Regions from separate parts of the Homo sapiens genome. Here all the other regions are linked to region 1. A link is a loop called in an ENCODE intact Hi-C map of the cell type or tissue named here. Cell type or tissue: heart right ventricle. All regions are shown on one strand. Links, peaks and the distances in the headings refer to the core of each region. The heading gives the core; the rest is flanking DNA.

Region 1 (8,067 bases), core at 1,652-6,651:
CACTGCACTCCAGCCTGGGCAAGAGTGAGACCCTGTCTCAAAAACAAAACAAACAAACAAAAAAAAACAGTGATTCTTTGAGTCAGTACATTTTCCAGTCCCTCTAAGTCTCCAGGAAATTACATGAGAATTTTTAAGTTAAAACAGCAGCACAGAGTAGTGGAAATAGCACAAATATGAACTAAGAAGACCTACCTGCTCCACCAATTACTTAAGTGTACAACCCTAAGCAGGTCACCTAAACTTCAAATTGCTCATCTTTAAGATATTCTGCCTTTATCACAGGGTTGTTGAGATCAAATTAGAGAATGTATGAGAAAATGTATATAAACCAATAAAACACTATATGAATGTTCAAGGGCCATGTCTTATTCATCTTTATATCCCCAATGCTTAGCAAAATGCATGGCAGAGGTTATAATCTAAAAGAAGGCCATGTGAGGGGTTGGCAGGGTGAAGATTCAATGAAAATGGGGAGGAGTTTAAAAGAATTAAGAAACTTGACCAGGCGCGGTGGCTTACACCTGTAGTCTCAGCACTTTGGGAGGCCGAGGCAGGCAGACCACTTGAGGTCAGGAGTTCAAAGACCAGCCTGGCCAACATGGTGAAACCTCGTCTCCACTAAAAACGCAGAAATTAGCGGGGCATGGTGGTGCACGCCTGTAATCCCAGCTACTGTGGAGGGTGAGGTGGGAGAATCGCTTGAACCTGGGAGGCAGAGGTTGCAGCGAGCCGAGATGGCGCCACTGCACTCCAGCCTAGGCGACAGAGAGAAACTCTGTCTCAAATAATAATAATAATAATGAAAGAATAAGAAACTCAAATGTCCATCAACTAAAGCAATGGCTATCAACGTAGTATATACATACAGTGGAATATTATTTGGCAATAAAAAGGAATGAAATACTGATACATGCTACATGGATGGGCCTTGAAACATATGCAAGTGAAAGAAGTCAGACACAAAAGACCGTATGTTGTATGAAATGCCCACAACAGGCATTTGGAATTATCAACATCTCTACAAGATTGTAAGTACATTAGTGGCTGCCTGGAGGTGAGGGTACGGGGAGTGACTGCCAATGGGTACAAGGCTTTTTTTTGAAATGCTGTCCTAAAAATGACTGTGGTGATGGTTGCACAACTCTGTGAATACACTAAAAACCACTGACTTGTATACTTTAAATGTGTGAATGAAATGGTATGTGAATTATACTTCAAGAAAGCTTTTTTAAAAAAAAAAAAGAATAAAAGTTTAAGGAGAGAAGCGTTAAAGTATAAAATCACTGGCTTTGGAACATAAGTTTGTTTCTTTTTTTAAGGAAATACTAATAATTACCATATCAGATACTAATGTCTCTACAAATCCTGTGAAAAACAAATCTGGCATCTATTCTTACCCCTCCTTTCAATTTTCTCTCTAAGTTTACAAATTATCTCTTCTGCTTTAATTCAATTGTCTTTTCATTGTAGTCACTGTTTCTGAACTTCTACACCGCATTTGAAACTGTCAACACCCTGCCCTTGTAGAAAATCTTCCTATCCTGGAAATGATGCACTTTCTGGTTCTTCTCAGAATGCTATTAGCCTATTTCAAGACCCAAAATTCCAAACCTCAAAGCTCTTTCTTCATTATACTACTACCCTCCCAACACACATCTACTGATGTGTTTTACTAGCATCTATATCCCTGGTCAGTGCAAAATCTACCTTTCATCTAACCGTTCATTGTATATGGGAATAATTACATGCATAAGGTTAAGCAACTTGCCCAAAGTCCCTTCTGATTTTAATACCTTATTATGAAGATTTAATGAATTAAACAAACGTAGGCGCTTAGAATACCTGTCATACAGTAAGTAAATGTTAGCTATTATTTTATTCCTACAACCACTATCTTATATCAGACCCTCATCAGCTTATTCCTAAAATTCTCCATAAGCACTCTAATCAGTCTCTCCACTCCCAGGACACTCAGCTGAAACAAAAACCTTCCTCAGGAACAAGATGCATCATCTTACTCTCATTCTTTAGAACCCATTGTGGTACCCTATCAAACTAAACCCTCTATCCTTGAAAGATCCTCCATCAATACCCCCTCACCAATCCTAAACTCATTTATTATTATTCACCAACACAGATGATCTGACAGTCAAGCTCCTTGATATCATTTGTACATTGCCACTTCTCTCGCTTTGCACAGGCCCCTTCACTCTCCTGAAATACACCTCTTTCCCTTTGGAAATTTGTATCTTTCTCAAATGTCCCTTACACTTTTGACCTTGGTTGTACTGTTATCCCAAGGAGAAGTTTGATGCAGTTTGATAATTCTGAATGATGTACATGTTTCCCGAACAGAAAAAGAAACTCTGTTCTTTCGATATAAGTTGAAGCTTTCCAAGAGACCACGTATCTTATTCGTCTCTTCATACAGACTTCACACATAGATAACTCGGTACTTTACAGAAGTACACAAATGCTGACTTACCAAAAAAAAACAAAAAGCCTCAGTATGTATCAGAACAACATTCTCCATTTTCCACTGCCCCACCCATACTTAGCATAATGAAAAAATATAATCTAAAATCTATATTTAAATATTTTCATTCTACATAGAAGGAAAGGGAATATACGAACTGTACCAGATAAAAGGAAAAAAATGTCAAAAATATACTCAAAGAATGTACAATGTGAAAAAGTGAGAATGCAGGCCACTTTGGAATCTAGTAAGTGACTTTGAAACATTAAGTTTTTTTATTTTACCCAAACTAATGAACAAAAAAGAGCCAAAATAAACACGTTCTAGCCTCATCCAAAAAAAATCTAATGAAAGCATGAGAAACTTCCCAGTTTTGTCCTCGGCAGCACAAAACCAAGAAGATTCACCTCAATTCTGAGACACAAAAGCAAAAAGAGAAATCCTCCTATTTATCTAAGAAACTAAAAAACTTAATCACGTCTATATAATATATACCACTCAGAAAAAGAGAGGAGTTACTGCTTTTCTATAAATATTTGCTAGGGACCAGGAGGAATAGGCTTCTCTCACTGTTATTGCGGGAACAATCTGTGGTCTCAAAACAGCAAAACAGAAGATGGAAACCCTAATCTGGAAGAGACATTAAGAAAAAAACTACTCAAACCATGTTTCAAACCAGTTTCAAAAAAAGAGTGTGCAATGGGTACTCAACAGAGTAAGAGGAAAAGTGAAGTAAAAGAGCTTCTACAAAATAAGTGACTAGGTGAAACTAGTGCTGCCTTGTGAGAAAAAGAGCTATGCATATAACGCTCCTATGACATCACGCTTTTTCACTGGGAAACAAAATAGAAGGAAGAAAACACACACAAATAAATCTCAGAAAAAGACCAAAAAGGTGCCCACCAATCTCTAACTCCTTCAGGAATTAGAGTGAATGGCTCTAACTCATTCAGGAATCCAACCAGGGACAACACAGACGTGGAATGCACCAACACGGAATAGTAAAACCTTTGCTAACCAGACACACAAAAAGTAAAACAGAGAAATGAAAACTATACACCTGAATGCATCGGTAGCAAGCGCTTATTCTCTATAATTAAGCAACAGAGAAAAGAATAAGAGCAGCTAATGGAAGAGGAAAAAAGATGTTAATGAAACTAAGCCCTGTTATGTCCCCTACTGGCCTCAATTTCAGAGTACAACTCTCGATTCTTCATCTAACCAACAGCCGGCCTCGGCAAAGCAAACTGACCCTAACACCTTCCACGCCACCCGGAGGAAATCACAGAGGAAAAACCATCCCGTTAACCTCCCTCCTCACCAGCTGCAAAAATGGAGCTGGGAGGGGGGGCGGGAGACACTCTACCACGTGGGCAGGATGCAACACACACAGGACAGCAACACGTCCGCATGGAACGGCTGCCTTTGCCCTAATCCCAGCAAAGGACACAGACACAGGATGGGCGGGAACGCAAGCACCCTCGCATGGGCCTCCTCTCCCCAAAGGGCCACTCCAAGGCGTGAGGTACAGCCCGCCCTGCCGGCAGAAAAGCGCCCCCAAGCTTAAAGGGAAGAAGCCGCAGAGTGCCGGGGTCGGGGGCTAGCCCAGGCCAAGGGACAGGTCATGGAGGGAAGGAGACGGTCGCTGCCCTCGGACTAGGCGCCCCCGGGATCCACGTCTGGTTCCCCGGTGCCCCGCCTGGGGGAGGGGCGGGAGACGCGAAGCCGCTGCTTCCCAGCTGAGGGGCAGCAGCAGCTGAGAAGCGCCGCGGGGGAGGGAAGGACCCAGCCCTCGGCGTCCGCCAGGCCCCAGCCGGGGCCCAGGCCCCCTGCCCCACCCGCCGCCCACCCCGCAACGCGGCTGCGGCTGGAAGAGAGAGGGCGTCTCGCGGAGGACAGCCCCTGCCTCCGTCCCGGGAGATGCCACAGCCCCGCCTCCTCGCCCGCCGCCCAGGCCCGGCCGCCCTGGCGGGGGGCACTTACCTCAGGCTGCGCAGGCCGGGACGGCCCGGCCGAGCCCCCGGCCGCTCCGTGCGTCTCCGCCCCCCCGGGAAAGGTCCCAACGGTGCCTACTGCGAGCGGTCGAGGCCCCGAGCAGCCCCGAGAGCGGCGGCGGCAGCAAGAGCAGCCAACATCCGGGGCCGCGCACCCGGAACTACTTCCCGACCCGCATCCCCCGCCCGCCCTCGCCGCCACCGCCTCCTGCGGCGTCGCTGCGCCGCCGGCCCGGCGTCAGCGGCGTCAAGTCCCTGCGCGGTCACGGTCGCTTCGACGCACGCAGGATCCCTCCGCTGGGACAAGTAGTGCCCTGAGACTCCCGAGGCTCTGCATCGGCGCAGCCGGTGTCATCTAGCGGCCGGCAGTTCCGAGCGACTTGGGGTCCTTGTGCCTCGGAGTGGCGTCTGGGAGCAAAGGCGGCGGAGGCAACCCCGCAGTTGAGGACAGTAGGGATCGGTGGCTTTGGACCCTGCCCACGGATACCTGGGGCCCCATGCCCCGAAGGAATGGTGCCTTCTGCCCTCCCCCGCCCCCCAACATCCGCCACCTCACCGAAGCGCCCGGCACCTTAGCCTCCTCTCCAGGAAAGCGGACGCCTTTTCCGACCTGGCACACCGCGGATTCCGGGACCCCCAACAAAGGCGCCTTGGACCTTCAGGACACCCCTCTTTTCAGAACTTCATGAGTCCCAGGTGCTAGACTCATGTCTGCGGAGGCCTTTCCCGTGCCTGGTCTTTCTTTCTTTCTTAAAGGAGTTGGACCTCTAAAGGCCCTTCTAATTCTCAAGGTAGCTACCCAGGTTATGGTACTACTATCAGTAGGTGGAGCGTTTAGAAGGGTAGTTTGGTCGACGAGTGAACTTTGGAATTTACTTCTACGTCAGTCTTCACTGATTCTTTCTCTAAACTATTAGCACTGATAATCTGCCCTATAATTTCACACTTAATTACATTCCAGTGTAGTATTTGCTGTTGCTTCATTCGCGTTAGTCACATATTCCCCTGCAGCGCCAAACACGCTTTTGAACTCACAATGGGTGGCTCAATATTTGGAGACTTAGATATTTGTTAGATGAATACTAGGCTGATTGGATGAGAGGAAAAGGAGAGGCATGAGTGAATTGGCCCTGGGTACTTTTTTGACATAGTCTCAAAGGGTTCAGATAAAGACCTCCAGCAGATCTGAGCACACAATTCCTTCAGTAAACATTGAACACCTGCCGTTTGGTCAAGCATTTCTAGGCACTGGAGATTCAAAGTATTCACATATTCCTTTTCTTTATAAGACTAGCAAGATTCTGAAGATTCATGTACTCATTCACTCAACAAATATTTGCCAATCACTACTAAGGTTGCCAGACACTATTTTAGTGCTTGGGATGTATCAGTAAACAGAAGAGAGAGAGAAAACAAATACCCTTCCCTGTTGGAGCTTTCATTCTAATATAAGGAGAAAGATGATAAATGTAAGAGAATTATGTAATATGTTAGAAGGCATATGGGGAAAAAAAAATACACCAGGGTAAGGGGTATGAGGAAAACTGGAGGAAGGGGGTTTGCAATTTTTTTTTAAGAGGGAATCCTGCTCTCCCGCCCAGGCTGGAGTGCAGTGGCGCGATCTCAGCTCACTGCAACTCCCGGGTTCAAGTGATTCTCCTGCCTCAGCCTCCTAAGTAGCTGGGATTACAGGCGCGCGCTACCACACCCGGCTAATTTTTGTATTTTTAGTAGAGATGGGGTTTCACCATGTTGGCCAGGCTGGTCTCAAACTCCCGAACTCAAAAGTGATCCGCGCTCTTCGGCCTCCCAAAGTGCTGGCATTACAGGCCTGAGCCACCGCGCCTGGCCTGCAATTTTAAATAGAGCCGTCAGCATGGGCCTCATTTATAAAATGACTTTAAATCGGAGACCTGAAAGAGCTGAGGGAGTCAGCCATGCAGTTGTCTGGGGAAGAGTGTCCCAGGCAGAAGGAACAGCTAGCTGGTGGAAAGGCCTGGAGACAAAAGCCTCGGGAAGTGTTAAAAATAATGAGAAGGCCAGGACGGTTGGAGCCGTGAGCAAATGGGAGCCTAATGAGGAGATAAGATCAGAGAGAGGGGTCTCAAGTAGGGAGCTGTAGGAATCTTGGCTGAAACAGAACCACTGCTGGGCTTTGAACAGAGGAGTGATAGGATCTGACTCGTGCTTTCAAAAGATCACTCTGGCCGCCGTGCTAAGAGCAGAACTAAGAGGACAATGGTGGAAGCCAGAGGCTCCATTACCCAGGTACAGAATGATGGCTTGAACTAGATAGTAGCAATGAGTAAGATAAATAAGATGCAGTCTCAGCCGGGCACAGTGGCGCTTGACTGTAATCCCAGTTATTAAGGAGGCTGAGGCAGGAGGATAGGATCACTTGAGCCCAGGAGTTCAAGTGCAGCCCGGGCAACACAGCAAGCCCCCATCTCTAAAAAATAAATAACGTACAGTCTGTCTATGGTCTCCCAACACTTAGGCAGAGGCGGAAGATTGCGTGAGCACAAGAGTTCAAGACTAGCCTGGGCAACATAAGGAGACTGTCTCTACAAAAATAAAAAAATTAGCCGGCAGGGTGGTGTGCATCCTTGGTCCCAGCTATGTGGGAGGCTGAGATGGGAGGATTGGGCCCAAGAGGTCAAGGCTGCAGTGAGTTGTGACTGCGCCACTGCACTCCAGCCTGGGTAACAGAGTGAGACCCTGTCTTTAAAAAAAAAAAAAGAGAGAGAAACTAGACTTAGCTCCAAGTCTGGAGCTTTTGGGGTTTTCTTCCTTTATAAAAATTTTTTAACTTTATAGAAATGGGATCTCACTATGTTGCTCAGACTTGTCTTGAACTCCTGTTTAGCACCACCTCTTACAAGTGTTGGGCAGCTCCGCTTCTCTCACTTGTCTGGAATTCTAAGGCACTTCCCTGAAGTGCTCATCCTGAGCTAATATGGGATAGGGCTGGAGAGAGAACAGAGGTGGATAGCTGCCAGAATGAGGTGGGAAGGTGGGGATCAGCAGCCTTTGGGAAGGAAAGAAGTATGAGTCCCAGGGTATTAAAAGGTGGAGGGGCAATAAAATTTATTACATATGGGATTCATACTAAATGAGTAGATTTTAGCTTCTCTTGCCACAATAAACAAAAAAAATGGATAACTGTGTGAGATGATGGCTCTGTTAATTTGCTTCACTATAGTGACTTTTTGACTATCCCATAACATCATGTTGTGTACCTTAAATATATAGATTTAAAAAAGTGGAGGAGTATCTCTCCTCAAAAAAAAAAAAAAGAAAAAAAGAAAGAAAGAAAGAATAAAGCAGGCCGGGCATGGTGGCTAACGCCTGTAATCCCAGCACTTTGGGAGGCCCAGGTGGGAGGATCACTTGAGCTCATGAGGTTGAGACCAACCTGGGCAACAAAGTGACACCCTGACTCTAAGAAAAATAAAAAATAAATAAAAAGCTAGGATGGCCAAAGCAGCAGGGGGAATTCTGGAACATTGTGAGGAGGAAAAGCTTAAAGCCTAGATTGAGAAGGCAGACCTAGATTCAAGTCTAATATTCCATAGCTTACTTCCTTTGTGCCTA
Region 2 (6,789 bases), core at 1-5,000, 420 kb after region 1:
TGGCAAATGTGGGGTGACCTGCCTGGCTCCCTGACAACAGCCAGACATGCCCCTATTTCTGTCCTCTCACCTTCCCGGGTCAGTCTGCTCACATCCAGTGACTCCTTGGTCTTCTCTTCCACAAGGGTCTCGATTTCCTTCATAAGGTTCCCAATCTCCTGGGAGATGCGTACGGCTGTTTCCCGTTCTGACCTATGAGCACAGCCGCTCTGAGGACTGCATTCCAGGGCCAGCCCTGGGCTCCACCCCGACTTCCCAAACTGGACCTGCCCACCCCTTGCCAGGAGTTCACATCTGCCTGGGCTCAGGAAGCCTCAAGTGCTTCATCAGACTGATCCAACCATGCAGTTTCTTCAAGGTCCTCACTTCTGTTTCTCTTGCAATCTCTTGGGAATCACTTCTTCTGGAGTCCATGAATCCTAAGTAGGTCAGGAAGAAATGAAAAAGGTAAGATGATCTACTTAATCTTCCAGGTGTCTCAATGCATAAAATAAGGCCCACAGGAGTAATCCAGCTTATCACCCTCTTCCTTTCAGGAGACAAAATGGGAGGTTTCCACATCTAAGTCCCTTCTAGCTGCCCAGTGTTCCCCTTTCATCTGTCTCTCATCCCTGCCTTGCACAGATCCCAGGCTAGGCTCAGCCTCCAGCAAGTTTTCTCTCAGAATCGCACAGTGTTCCCCTCCTCCCCATTCATCTCTCCTGCTCACTCTTTCCCCGCTCCCTTCCGGCTCCTGTACCCTAGCTCACCGGATCCACAAAGGGAATTCCAAAAACATCATAAGCGAAGAAAAGCAGTTCTTTTTCCAGTAGGCTTCGCTGTCGGTACTCCTTGGCACTCTGAGGGTAAAAAAGCAAACAAATCCCCCAGAACTCAGCCCTGTCTTTTAACCTCTGGGAGTTCCCCTCCCTGGCACCCCACACTGATGCTCCCATGTGACCTGAGGCCTCCTCTCCCTACCAATGCTCTCTGTCTGTTCCCCAGTTTGAGACAAAAGTCTAATTTCTGTGTCCTCTGCCTGGCACAAGCAACAGTACCTCTGAGGTACTGGAATAACCAGGCTTTCCTTAAGGGAAAAAGCCCTGCTCCTCCCCCATCCCAACCCCCATTAGTCTCTAGGACAGATAATCTGATGATTCTCAAAAGTGGAAATATTCTTCAAAGAAGGAGAATTCCTTCTTGACTTCTACAGGAGTCCACAAAGCAGGAAAAGGAATCAGGCATTAGGCAACTGACATGTTATTCATTTGATCTTTTATAGCCACATCTGAGGTTGATACTAGTATGCTCATTCTACAGAGGAAGCATCTGAGGCACAGAGGAGATGTACCACTGTCTAAGGTGACACTACAGGACATGGGAGAGCAGCGACCTACAGTCAAACCCAGGTCTTCTGTTATCTTTTTCTTTTTTTTCATAGCAGAATGTGCATTTGGACAGATAAAGCCGGGTCTTTACAGTCCTAAAGCCCATGTGCTTTCTGCTCTGCCACCTGCCTCCTCTCAGACCCTAACCAGACCACACCCCTCCCTGAGGATAAGCAGCTAAAGGGGAGGGCCTGGCACTCTGGGCTTCCCACATGGACTCCCAGGCAAGGCTTACCCAGGGCAGGGAAACTGAGTACTTTCCGGGGTCACATCTTTCCCTAGGTGCCCTGCTAATCTCCAAGCAGCAGGAGGAGGAAGGAAGAGAAAAAGGAGACATCAGTTGAAATAAAACATGAGGCAGTTCAAGGAGGAATTAAAGGAGTCAATGAATCCTATGTCATCTACTATATTTACCTAAGAGGAAGAGAGACGTTTTCTCTTCAGGAGTTTACATTACTGGCTTCTGTCACCAAATGCTATGTTATCTCATTTAACCCTCTCCAATGACCCTATAAGGCTGCTATGAAGCAAACCCCACTTCCATCTTTATTCATTCGATGCTGATTTACTGAGTGTCAGCCATGTGTCTGGAGCTGTGCCTGCACTGGGTCCAAGCAGGGAACAGATTCCGGTCACCACTGACTGGCCACAAGCCACTGCACAAGTTACTTCATCTCTCAGATGCTAACAGTCCTCATCCCTAAAGTGGGAAGAAGAGTGCCAACCTTGCAGGGTGGCTGTGATGATTAAATGAGATGATGGATACAGCCCACCCCGCACAGAGCTTCGCCTGGACAGCGGCTCAACAAATGTTAGTTGCCTTCTTTCCAAAAGGGGACTTCTAGTTAAAAATGCTAGATTGGCCACGTGGGTTTATTTCCCCTCACTCCCCTCAGACTCCCCTTAATGGCCATAAGGAAGGCAGGGAAAAGGTATTAACCAAACAAGACAAAAGAGACCGGAAGTGCCATCTTAAAGCCAGATGGTCACCATCTAGTGGCTAAAGAGGACAACTACAATGACAACCCACACAGGAGGGGCAGCAAGAGGCTGTTTCTACTGGAGGCTCTCAGACTCCAGAGCTCGGAAGAAGAGCCTGGGTGTCTCCTTTCAGCGCAGCAGTCTTTGTGTTATACAGATATTTCTCCTGGTTTTGGAGAGAGACAGGGAAAATGCTGAAAGATGGGAGAGAACAAACAATGGCAGGAAGAAGAAGAGATGGGAAAGAAAATGGAGACAGAAAACAGGTGAGCAGAAAAAAAACAACCAGTATTAAGTGAAAAATGATAGCTCTTGGCCAAATAATATCGAGTGTCCAAGTTAGGGGTGCCAAGAGGGGAAAGAATATGCTCACCGCGCAGTTCTGCGGGACTCAGAGAATAGACTTCTGGGCCCAGATAACGCTAATTGAGGCTCCTGTGTACTCCCCACACTCCCTCCCTGTGCTCCCTTCTCCTCTGAATAACAAGCCGAGTGACTGAACTCACATCTGGCCCCAACACTGACATCTGGCCCCTGCCCTGCACGCACAGCGCCTACTCCCCTCTGCTACCCCACTCTTCCGCCCTCAGGTCTGAGTTCAGCTGGCAGCTGTCATAACAGAAGGAAGTCTCTCACCTCACGGGGGCCGATGGATCTGGTGTGTTCTTCTCCAAGCATAGCTGCATAATAGGCCAAATTTTGGTTCATCACCTCGTCATTGGGGAAGAAGAGAAGATAGGTCTTGGCACATTCAACAGCCTGTGTATAATTCCCAACTGCAAAGTGGAAAGAAGAATGGCTGAGAGGAAAGAGTCAAAAGGAAAGGATAAAATCCTAGCACCAGGGACCACTTAGTGTTCAGTCTCCACAAAGCTTGAGGCAATGGCAGCATGACAAGCTGGTGCCTGCTACTTAACATGATGGCCTGATTTCAGGGGCAGGAGTTAAGTAATACACATAGAATGTGTGATTAATTTTAAGGTGAGGTGGTCAATGTCCTCAGGGCTGCCTAACAATGAAACAGAAAAGAATCAGAATTCTCTGCATGCCCACATCTTTTAAGATTCACAAATAATTCCAATACTCCTTAATATTTTGCCTCAATACACTCAATCATTAGATCAATTTCCCTGTCTTCCTACCTTCTTTTTTCTATAGATTTTCAGAAGACAAGGAAGATTACAATAGCAGATTGTCTCTTTGGCAAAATAGTTCTTGTTGATATTTGTTAGTCATCTCAACTCAACTGTAAATATTGTACACTCATCAATATGTTTGTAATGCTTAGCACACAGTAGGGACTCTGCAAAGAGTTGGTTTTCTGGGTATTAATTGGCAGCCCCACAAAAGCATCAGTGCTATACCAGGGAGAGGGCTAGCAAATGTCCTCTGAGCTAGTTTAAACTGTGGCATACCCTTATTTTGCTATTAACTTTAATTCAAAAGCAAAAATAGATTACAAGTTATAGAAGGGACAAGAGATGAGGTCCTAAGTCTCCCTCCCCCAGCTTTTTGGGTTGCTGGTATTGGCTTCCTAGGCCAGTTGTTTATAACAAACTACCCAGGGATCACTTGGCATGGTGCCTCCCATAGCTACTGAAATAAGCCAAACACCTTGAGGAAGTAAGTGGCTGTAATCCCTGCCCACCTTGCCTTTAGCTTCTTAGTTAGCCAGCAGAGAAAGAGGAAGGAAAGTAGGCCTTACTGTTATAGTAGGCAAACTGCAGATAATTATAATGCGATGGGAGGAAGTCTTCAAAGGGCTTCTCTCGACTTGGGTGGGAAGCAAGCTCCGTGACACAGTTCTGCTTACAGTTGAGGACCTGGATGTAATGATCTGAAAGGAATCAAACAGAAGGAATAACTATGAGGTCACTCTTTAGAACTCAAATTCTGGTTAAGATGAACAAATTCAAATGGAAGCAATTTTTCATCAGCTTCTCAGATTTAATAAATTGAGGAATGAGGGTGAAGAGTCCCCATTTATATTATCAGATGGTGACCTTAGAGTCCCAGGAGGCCTGGCTGAAGGTCTGGCTCTGAACTGCACGCACCTGTGATGGCCTGGAAGAGGTCAGCGTTGTACTCAAGGTAGTTGTAGCCATCGTAGTCATAGGGCCCTTCGCAGAGGGCACGGCACTCCTCATAGGCCACAAAGTATTCTTGCAGCGCCGCCTCTAGGTGGGGCACAGCTTCCTGTGGCTGTTCCTCTGAGTAGAGTCGCACTCCCAGTCGAAATTCTTGCTACTGGGAAGAAGGAGCACTCAAATGCAGGCCACAGAGGAGGAACCCTCTCTCCTTGCCCTCAGCCACCTTCACAGGGGTCCTAATTTCCTGTTCCTCAGGTTATGGATGGAAAGGGGTGACCTGGGTACCACTATAAAATGAAGGCCTTTTGTAAATGGTCTTTACAAAATATTTAGCTCTGGAAATTTAAAAACATTTAGCTCTTTTTTTCTTTTTTTGAGACAGAGTCTCACTCTGTTGCCCAGGCTGGACTGCAGTGGCACAATCTCAGCTCACTGCAACCTCCACCTCCTGGGTTCAAGTGATTCTCTTGCCTCAGCCTCCCTAGTAGCTGGGATTACATTGTGCCCAGCTAATTTTTGTATTTTAGTAAAGACGGGGTTTCACCATGTTGGCCAGGCTGGTCTCCAACTCCTAACCTCAAGCAATCCTCCCAACTCGGCCTCCTAAAGTGCTGGGATTACAGGTGTGAGCCACTGTGCCTGGCCAAAAAACATTTAACTCTTAATCTAGATGAAAGATATCTAGGAGTTCATTATGATTTTCTTGTACTTTTCTTCCCCCCCCATTAGTGACAGATTCTTGCACTTTTTTTTTTTTTTTTTTTTGAGTCGGAGTTTCACTCTTGTTGCCCAGGCTAGAGTGCAATAGTGCGATCTTGGCTCACTGCAACATCCGCCTCCAGGGTTCAAGCAATTCTCCTGCCTCAGCCTCCAGAGTAGCTGGGATTACAGGTATGCGCCACCACGCCTGGCTAATTTTGTGTTTTTAGTAGAGATGGGGTTTTGTCATGTTGGTCTGGCTGGTCTTGAACTGCTGACCTCAGGTGATCTGCCCGCCTCGGCCTCCCGAAGTGCTGGGATTACAGGCATGAGCCACCGTGCCTGGCCTAGGTTCTTGCACTTTTTTGTAGGGCTAACAGTTTTCAAATAAACACAACTTACTTTTTGTTTTGTTTTGTTTTGAGACAGAGTTTTTTTTTGAGACAGACAGCCCAGGCTGGAGGGCAGTGGCATGATCTCAGCTCACTGTAACCTCCACCTCCTGGGTTCAAGTGATTCTAGCGCCTCAGCCTCCTGAGAAGCTGGGATTACAGACATACACCACCACACCTGGTTAATTTTTGTATTTTTAGTAGAGACAGGATTTCACCATGTTGGCCAGGCTGGTCTTGAACTTCTGGCCTCAAGTGATCCACTCACCTCGGCCTCCCAAAATTCTGGGATTACAGGCATGAGCCACCACGCCCGGCCAACACAACTTACTTTTTTTTGTGTGTGTGATGGAGTCTCGCTCTGTCACCCAGGCTGGAGTGCAGTGGCACAATCTCGGCTCACTGCAACCTCCGCCTCCTGGGTTCAAGCGATTCTTCTGCCTCAGGCTCCTGAGTAGCTGGGAATACAGGCACACACCACCACGCTCAGCTAATTTTTGTATTTTTAGTAGAGACAGGGATTCACCATGTTAGGCAGGACGGTCTCAATCTCCTGACCTTGTGATCCGCCCGCCTTGGCCTTCCAAAGTGCTGGGATGACAGGTGTGACCCACTGCACCTGGCCACAACTTACTTTTAAAAGTCATTCTTTTTTTTTTTTTTTTTTTGACTGTTGCTCTGTCACCCAGGCTGGAGTGCAGTGGCACAATCTTGGCTCACTGCAACCTCCACCTTCCAGGTTCAAGCTATTCTCCTGCCTCCATGTCGAGTAGCTGGGATTACGGGTGCATGCCACCATGCCTGGCTAATTTTTGTATTTTTAGTAGAGATGGGGTTTCACCATATTGGCCAGGCTGGTCTCAAACTCCTGACCTTAAGTGATCCACCCACCTCGGCCTCCCAAAGTGCTGGGATTACAGGTGTTAGCCACTGCGCCTGGCCTATAAGTCATTCTTATATTGTTTCTAACATTCCTATTTTATAATTAAAATGTAAGGAACCATAAACTCTCTATAAAATGCTATATCATCACAGACAGTCCCTCCTTTGGAACTTTTCCTGCTAAACAAATAGAATGAGAACATTGAAGGATACTGTAACATTTATTGTAGTGAAAATCAAAAACATACATGACCAAAAAAATGTGACTAGTGAATTAATATAGTCTCTGCATAAGATGGACTATCATGCAGCCATAAACAATTATGTTTTCAAATAAAACTGAAGACATGAGAAAAGACTCATGATAATAATGTTAGT
Region 3 (8,067 bases), core at 1,317-6,316, 160 kb before region 1:
GTGCTTTACAAGTGTGGAAGCCAGTCTTGCTCCCTAAAGCCCCGCCACCCCTCACCCACTTCCAGAAGCTGCAGAGGTTCTGCCCTGCTGTTGGGGCAGCCCTCCAGTCTCTGTGAAGATGCTGATGTTTGATTCTTGTGTCTAGGTGATCTTATCATGGCTCCTGTGTGCACATTAAAATTGGGACCATTAAGCCTCAGTCCCCCCATTCCCACAGGCCCAGAGGCCTAATCGGACCTCAGCAGGAAGGCCTGGAACAGAGCCCAGGTGGGAACCTGAAGACTCCAATACAGATCTGTGTAACCTTGAAAGGGGTGTGGTCCACAATACACAGCCTCTCCAACCTGCTTGTAAATGTGTCTTGGAGGGTGTAACAATCTCTGGTTCCTATAAGAATCCAGAACTGCCTGAGGCAGACATTACAATATATGTGAACCTCCTGACAGCACTGGAAACACCTAAGAAATAACTACATAACCCTATTTTATACATGGGTAAACTGAAGCTCAGAGAGGTTAAGAAAGTATAATTTTCCCAAAGGTGCATACAGGGATGCTGTGTACAGTTGTATTGGTTGTGCACTGCACAAGGGTACCCGACCAACAGAGAGCATAAGTGTGGACACAAGCATGCGACTACCTCAGCCTAGAGGAAAGCACAATACTTCAGACTCATTGCCAGGTGGACTGGGTGGCAACTGTGGTCACGTAGCTAGAAATCCCAGAACAGAATCCATTTCTTTCAACTGCCAAAGAAAAGCCTAAAGTTCTATTGAGTCCATCCCATTCCTCTGCACTGTCTTCCTGGTCCCAAACACCCATTTTTGCCCCCTTCTAGGGAAAAGGAAAAAGAAAGGAGTCGCCACTGAGTCAGACCCTGTGAGGTAGGTCAATGATGTCCATCTTAGAGGATGAAACTGAGGCTCTCAGAAAGAGTGCTCAATGTCACACAGAAAGTGGATGGCTGAGTTGGAATTGGAAGCCTTTTGGCTGAAGCCCAAGTCCAGGCTAGGGTGGAGGGATCTCTCCCCCACCCCCAGGCCCTGGGTGGCCCGGCTCTTTCCCTTGATGCTCCAGGGGGCAGCTGGGGAGTGGGCAGGGGGCGTGCCTGGCTGTTTGCTCAGCGATGTCATCTCAGGGCCCTGTGGCCTCACCAGGAAGAGGCGGTGAAGAAACTCCGTTCACCATCTGCTCCCCCTCAGTGGGACAGCAGCTGCAGCCTTCTCCCGCATCCCCCAGCCTGCTTTGGGCATTGGCCACCAAGACAACCTCCCACACCCAAAGGCTGACAGGGAAGGAGAGCACAGCTGGAGCTCCCTCCACCTGCCCCCATAGAAGACGCTCGCAGAGCCCACAGGCTACAGGGAGGGTAGGGCATGGGTACAGACTCCCTGGGATGAGGGAGGAACAAGCCGAGGCTACCAGTCCTCCTGGCACCAGATCAGAGAATGCTTTACCTGACAAGGTGGCATTTGCAACAGGTCTTGATCAATGGGAAGATTTGGACCCATCGAGGGGAGAGCCGCGAGGCAAAGGCCTGGCAGCAGGAAGCATAAATGGCAAAGCGGGGGCGGCTGAGGTGAAAGCAGAGGGTGTCTCAAGGACTCATGGGCCAGCAGCCCAGAGAAGGCGGCTTCACACACTGGGCTGAGGAGTTTTGCCCTTCACCTGGTGACAGCAGGGAGCTACAAGAGTTTTCAGAGTAGGGGAGGCCTTGGTAAGAGTCATGATTCAGAAGGAGTGCCCTGGCACTTGGCGTTAAAAGTGGACTGTCTAGCGATGGCTGCTGCATGGGTCCAGGAGAGGTCTGTGTTCCACCCCTGGCAGTGCCCCAGAAGGGCAGGGGGTGGATTGGAAGCATAGAATGGCAGGAAAAGCAACTGGTCTTGGCAACTTGGCAACAGATGGAGAGGAGAGGGAGGGAGACAGAGAAGGGAAGACCGCCCCTGGGAACCTAATATGTGCCAGGGCAGCTTTTGCCATCTGACTCCTCACTGATGGTCTCAATAACACGTTGAGGTGAAGTATTGCATCCCCATTTTACAGATGAGCAAACTGAGGCTCAGAGAGGGCAATGTCTTACCCAAACAGAATTCTAGCTTCTTCTGACTCCAAACTCTGAATTCTTCCCATTGCCTCAAGTATTTTGCTAGCCTATGGGACCTGCAGGGAACATGCAGGCTAAGCTGCTGTTCTTGGAGCAACTTCTGGTGTAAAAGCTTTAGGGCAGCAGGCGGGGGGATGCCTGGGGGCAGGAGCCGGTATAGATCAGGGATCTAGCTCAAAGGGATAACGGAGGGAGGAGTCCTCAAAGCCACAAGGACAAGCCAGGGATGTGATAAGAAAATGTGTATCAGACCCACAGGTCTAACCCTGACAGTGCCTGTGAACCCAGCTACAATCCAGGCAAGCGTCTCCCTCCTCCTGCAAATTCCCCTATCCTAGTGGGAGGAGGGAGTGGCTATCAAGTCATCAAATTTGAGGAGCAATCTTCCTGTCTCCTGTCTCCTTTATGGGCACACACAGATACACAAAGTCCCAGTCACTATCACACAGGCTACAACGTATCACATGCTCAGCCACAGACTCACACGCTCACACAAGCACACGAGCACACGCACACAAGGCCTTGCTCACATATGGTCACACACACACACACACACACACACACAGTCACACGGAAACAGAGGGCTGTTCCAGGAAGGCCTGTCACTCAGGCATGGGAAGGTTGGGAAGTGTCCTTGGACATATTTATTGCCATTGTCTGGGACAGGAAGTTGCCTCTCTGACCTTTGGGGGATGCGGGGTGAGAGTGGTGCCATCCGTCTACCATGAGGCCAGCTCAGGCCTGCCTCTGGGGTAGGGTGACCAGAGGGTGGTCAGGGCAGCTGGGAAGTGCTATGGAAGAGACAGCACGCCCTCCAGAAGAGCAGGCACGCCTGGGGCAGATGTGGGTTCCTGTCCTCTTGCCAGCCTCGCTCGCTGGCTTTGACCTTGGGCAAATCACTTCACCTCTCTGAGTTGGCAATGTCCAGCCATAAAAGATAATGACACCAACCTCACAAGGCATCTGGGCATGCTCACTCAGATAATCGCTGTCCAGTGCCAGGCAGGGACCTGGCAAATGTGGCAATAACCATCGTTGTTTGTGACAGCCGCAGGAGTTGGTGTACAAGTGGAGACAAGGCCTGCTCCGGCTCAGAGGCAGGGCTGGTGGGGGTGGCAAGGGTAGCTGCCCAGTGGGCAAGGCGCATGGCTGGCTGGACCACAGCCCTCTGTATGCTTGCAGAAACCATGCCAGCCCCCAGCATTAGCTGGCCCCAGAAGAGGAAGGAGCAGAGCCTGAGGAGCCTCAGAGTGTGGGGCTGACACTGGGCACCTTCTCCCACCTGAGTCCTGGAGCAGGGGAGCCATAGGCACCAGGAGGCTGGGACGGGGCAGCAGACTTCAGAGGCAGCTCTAGAGTGGGCCCCAGCAGTATGTGGCCGAGAACTAGACAGGCTCCTTGGCTTCCTCCAGCAAGCTCTGACACAGGAGAGGAGGAGCACAGATTCTAAAGGCTGGCTAGTGGAATCCCTACCTTTCTTTAGGAGCACCAAAATCTGGGGGCTGCAGAGAAAGGGAGCACAGCCCTAAGTAAGGGTAAAGGAAACCCTCCAAAAGAGGAAAGGTGCACAGCCGGCAGCCCCGCCCCCTAGTGGCCACAGGCACTCACTACAGCCTAATTGCAAAGTAGCTTTGGCTTTGTTCTAAGGCCCTCATTCTCCGCCTGGTCGCTCCGGGAACAGGGCCTGAAACAGCACAATGTGGTGGTGAATGGCGCAGACATTGGAGCTGAATGGCCTAGGTTCAAAACCCCAGCTTTACTGTTGCTATTATTACCTGTGCCACTTACAAGCTGGATGACCTTGGGCAAGGGACTTCATTTCTGTGGCTCTGCAAGATGAAGTTGATAATAAGAGTATCTACTACACACAGTTACTTCAAAGAGTAAGTATGATAATCCACATCAGGTGCTTAGGATAAGTAATATTAAGTAACAGGAACTTTTAATAAAGAGTAGCTGTCCAATTCTGTACTTCTGAGGTCAGCATCGCTTAGGGGTACTGCAGGAGAGCTGGGGGTTGAAGCCCTGACCTAGGGTTGAATTCTGGTTCTGACGCAGTCAGCTACCAAGTCTCTGCTCTGTACATGTTGACTAGTCACATATATTAAGGGAAGAGTCCAAGGAGGTAAGCTCAAAAATCACTCTTGAAAATCCTTTGGGAAGGCAGCACTTTTGTGGATAAACATGTCTCAATAAGCCCAACCCGGCCAGTTTTTCTAGTTCTTGGTTGAAGTCTGTCTTTGAGCATTGGAGGAAGCTGCTGGCTTGAACCCAAGACAATGCTGCACGAAACACATGTCTCTTTATCCACCGGAATTGACTCAGTAATGAGATGCTCACGCAGAAGGTACATGGAAGCAAATACCAGTTATAGACTCAGATTTGAATCTTCCATCTCACACTCAGGGGCACATGTCCATCACAGGTGGATACTCCACCATTACATTATTTAAAATTTCCATTCCTTCTCTCTTTGGCCAAGTATATACAACTGAATTTACATGCTTTGATTGAACGCATTCATGATACAACTCCATTGTGTCTCACCTCTCCAAAGCTGTTTCTTCTTCTGTAAAATGAGGGCAGTAACAGTACTACATCATCAGACTATTGTGCAATCAAATAAGACAGTATGTGTAGGAATTTTAAATCGCTGCCAGACAAATGACTTTCATTCCCTTCCCCCAAATTTTCCCTAACTAACTGTGTGAAACGTGAGCAGACCCTTCCCTCTCTGGGTCTCAATGTTCTCCAACAACAAAATGTGGGGGTTGTGTTAGTTGATTTCTAAGGCCCCTTCCAGCTTGAAGCTTTTAGGATAGTGCTGTAATTCTAGGGCATTTAATGCAGTCAAACCTTCAATGCATTTGATCTTAGCCAAAAGGCCAAGAAGCTATCAAGCCTTCAGTGAATGTTAACTGATGCTTACATGGTTTTTCCAGGACTCCTTTACCCAACTGATAAGGGTCACATCTATAAACAGCAGCCCTTTGCACACTGTAGTATCTTAAAACCTTGAGAATTACACATGCATCTTAATCGCCTTTTCATTTGATCAGCAGAAGTATACTTCAGCTGCATCTGAATCAGCACAAGGTGACTACATTTAGTGGTGCCCTTACTACAGTCCTTCAGAGGCACCGCGAATGACAAATGCTTACCTGTGATGGGAGTGAAGCACAGCTTTCCCTCCAAGGAACACACACGGACACATGGACACACACACGGAGGATAGTCACTATCCTTGGCTTTGGGAAAATTCCTCTTTTTAGATAGCAGTGAGGTAAAAGGAAATGAACTCTGGAGTTAGGTCTGGACTGAATTATTCCAGCTCCTCTATTAGCTGTGAGAATTTGGGCAGGTTAACTTTTCTGGGCCTTGTTTCCCTATCTGTAAAACTGCCAAAGATGTTTCTGGTGGCATTGTGTGGGTTACGTTAGCAGCAGCCTGAGGCTTTGGGTAGATCATGGGATTGATGAAAAGGTCCCCCTTCTAGAGTGGGAGGGACTCCAGGTTAATCTCACTTCCAGCCACATGGCTGGTCTGCCCGTTGCTTAGCCTCTCCGGGCCTGTTTCCACATCAGTGAAGTGGGGACAGCATTTCTCACAGAATTGCTACGCTCAGCTCTTGACCAGCAGCCCTGCACTTCTCTTGCCTCAACCCACAACCCCCATGCTAAGGTAGCTCCCATGCCTTGCCCAAGGTAATGGTATAAATGGCAATACCTCCTCCCATCTGTCTGGGACCCTTTGAAGACTCAACTTGGTAGCCCATACCTGGAGCCTCTCCTAAACCACGGCCCCAATCCTCAGTATGACCTAACTCCGCATCACCAGAATCTTGCCTTACCAGAGCATACCTTCAGAATAGCCTCCCTGGGCTGGCATTTGCTACCTGTCCTGGGCAAGTCTGCACCCTCTAAAGGCAGGAACTGCGGCTTCCTCATCTCTGGATTTCTCATGAGAGGGCTTAACACAGAATATGTGCTCAGCAAATGTAAAGCCCCACTTTCACCTTTTGGAAATAGCTCTGGGAAGGCAGTGCTGGGGACAAGATGGGGCAAGGGCAGGGGGTAGGGAGAGGGGAATTCCCTCAGTAAGTATGAGAGGATTGTGCAAAAAACATGATGCCTGGAATCAAATGACCTGGATTCAAACCTCTGCTCTATCACCTGCCAACTGAAGAATCTAGACAAGTTTCTATACCTCTATCTGAGCTGTTCCCATGTCGGTAAAAGGAGGACCACAATATCTACTTAGCACAGCACCTGGCACATACTGAGTACCAGTATGCTTTATGTCCCATGTGCTGTCCTAAATGTTTAAATGTACTGATTTATGTAAATCCCACTACAACTCTAGGAGGCAGATACTATCCTCATTGTACTGGCGCTGCAAATAAGGAAAATGAGGCCCAGGGAAATCCAGTGACTTCCCCAAGTTCATGGAGCTAATAAGATGCTCACTAAATGGCAGCAATTACTGTCCTCAGGTAGTAATGCAAAGGACACAATCTCAGTGACCCCAAGGACTCTGGGGTCCTGGCTGTGGGGTTTCTGCACCTGGACTAGCTCCATTCTCACTTCTTCAATTACAGCAAACAACGGAGACCAATCAGTGTTGTAAATAGAGTTAACATAATATATTTATTTTAAGTGCCATTCATGCATATCAGTTCTGGCAGCAACAATCCTAATGACACTTGGAATATTTCTTTACAGCACTAAACAGTTACAAATAATGGTTGCCGTTCATCATAGAGGCAAAATATGAAATCGTGCAATAGCAAAACTGTAGAAACATTAAAACACTGACTGTCCAACAGCAGTACAGAGAGCAGGTTGTATCTGCACAAAAAGCCAATGCATTTTCATCACATATATACAATATAGATATGTACACATCACCCTCTGAATGAACAATATCAAAATACTCTATTCCATTTGAAATTATCCCCGGATTGATTCCCTCCCACTTCAAAGGACATCTGAGCGACACGTATTTACAAGAACACACATGAATACATTTACATTTCAAAAACTGCCACAAATGCCAGTCGGATTATTCTCCTGAACAGAGTGTCCCCATTTGTTTACATGCATTTACTATTCTTTCCCCCTAAAGTCTTCAGTCAATTTAAGCCCAAGACAGAACTTGTTCTGCATTAGCAACTACCATACAAAATGGCCACTAGAGGGACTCTCTGCACCTCACCAGGTAACCCTGTCTGGCCAGGGCCCACAGAAAAGGCCTGTCCTGGGCTCCTGGACCACCTGGATCACAGGAGAGTGGGATGGGTCTGGGTGAAGGCTTTGCCTCCATGGCCATTCTTGCTAAGTTTAAATTCTCATAAAAATATTCATCACTGCAAATCAGTAAATGATTGCCAAATGGGAAATTCGCTTCACACAATTTATAAAATCATCATCAGTGGTTCTACTCAAATCACTCAGTATGAGACTGCATTCCAATATCCAAATTGTTTAAAGTGCACATTGCTACCCAAGCAATTAAAACAGTTTCAAAACAGCTATTTTGGTGTCTAGAAAACAGTGACTTAAGCAAACCATTGAAAATCACCCCTCTTTTTTCAAGCATTTACTCTGCAGGCTGCCATCTCATCTTGCCTCTGATCCTTCTAAGAGGCGCAAGTTGGCTGCCTTTCCAGAATCCTCTGATTTTCGTTGATCCAAGGGGCTGGAACTGAGCTTCCTTTTTCATGCCAAGTAGGGTCCAAACAACAGAGAAACATAAAGCTCTTCCTTTCTCCCCAACCTCACCAGCCCTTACCATGGCTGGCTTCCCAGTGATTCATTCAAGGCAACACTCCATTAAAACACACACACACACACGCGCGCGCACACTCTCACACACAGCACACACACACAGAAACAAAAGATGTTTGTTTAGTTCAAGTAGAGATTACTCAACCATAGAATCACTAAGGCTAATTAAAGTGAT

What was found. A loop is a pair of places that touch in the nucleus more often than their neighbours do. Peaks named below come from ENCODE experiments on the same cell type or tissue, not always from the same donor. Only the 100,000 strongest peaks of a DNase experiment are listed, where the experiment ranks them.
Region 2: a loop joins it to region 1, with 3 times the contacts of the local background. A loop is called at or near these places in 43 of 110 quality-filtered maps.
Region 3: a loop joins it to region 1, with 3 times the contacts of the local background. A loop is called at or near these places in 71 of 110 quality-filtered maps.

Annotation. Positions count from the first base shown.
Region 1 is chr1:42,330,597-42,338,663 of GRCh38, forward strand. FOXJ3 (forkhead box J3) reads right to left here and starts at 4,639. Exons shown (of 13, transcript NM_014947.5): 1 at 4,463-4,639. RefSeq lists an enhancer at 3,614-4,571 and a silencer at 4,156-4,675. In heart right ventricle, for the core only: CTCF peaks have their summits at 3,690 and 5,001; DNase peaks (open chromatin) are centred at 3,955, 4,255 and 4,715; H3K4me3 peaks cover 3,182 bases; H3K27ac peaks cover 3,436 bases.
Region 2 is chr1:42,754,799-42,761,587 of GRCh38, forward strand. It overlaps P3H1 (prolyl 3-hydroxylase 1), which reads right to left. Exons shown (of 15, transcript NM_022356.4): 3 at 4,403-4,592; 4 at 4,054-4,185; 5 at 2,985-3,124; 6 at 750-839; 7 at 367-419; 8 at 71-192. Among named protein-coding and RNA genes, the nearest start is that of P3H1, 8.8 kb to the right of the region's middle. In heart right ventricle, for the core only: CTCF peaks have their summits at 2,365 (motif pointing left) and 2,572; a DNase peak (open chromatin) is centred at 2,283.
Region 3 is chr1:42,169,815-42,177,881 of GRCh38, forward strand. It overlaps FOXJ3 (forkhead box J3), which reads right to left. Exons shown (of 13, transcript NM_014947.5): 13 at 6,734-8,067. Among named protein-coding and RNA genes, the nearest start is that of GUCA2A, 9.1 kb to the left of the region's middle. RefSeq lists enhancers at 2,604-2,898, 3,293-3,920 and a silencer at 3,249-3,466. In heart right ventricle, for the core only: CTCF peaks have their summits at 3,699 (motif pointing left) and 3,908; DNase peaks (open chromatin) are centred at 3,057 and 3,697; H3K27ac peaks cover 3,237 bases.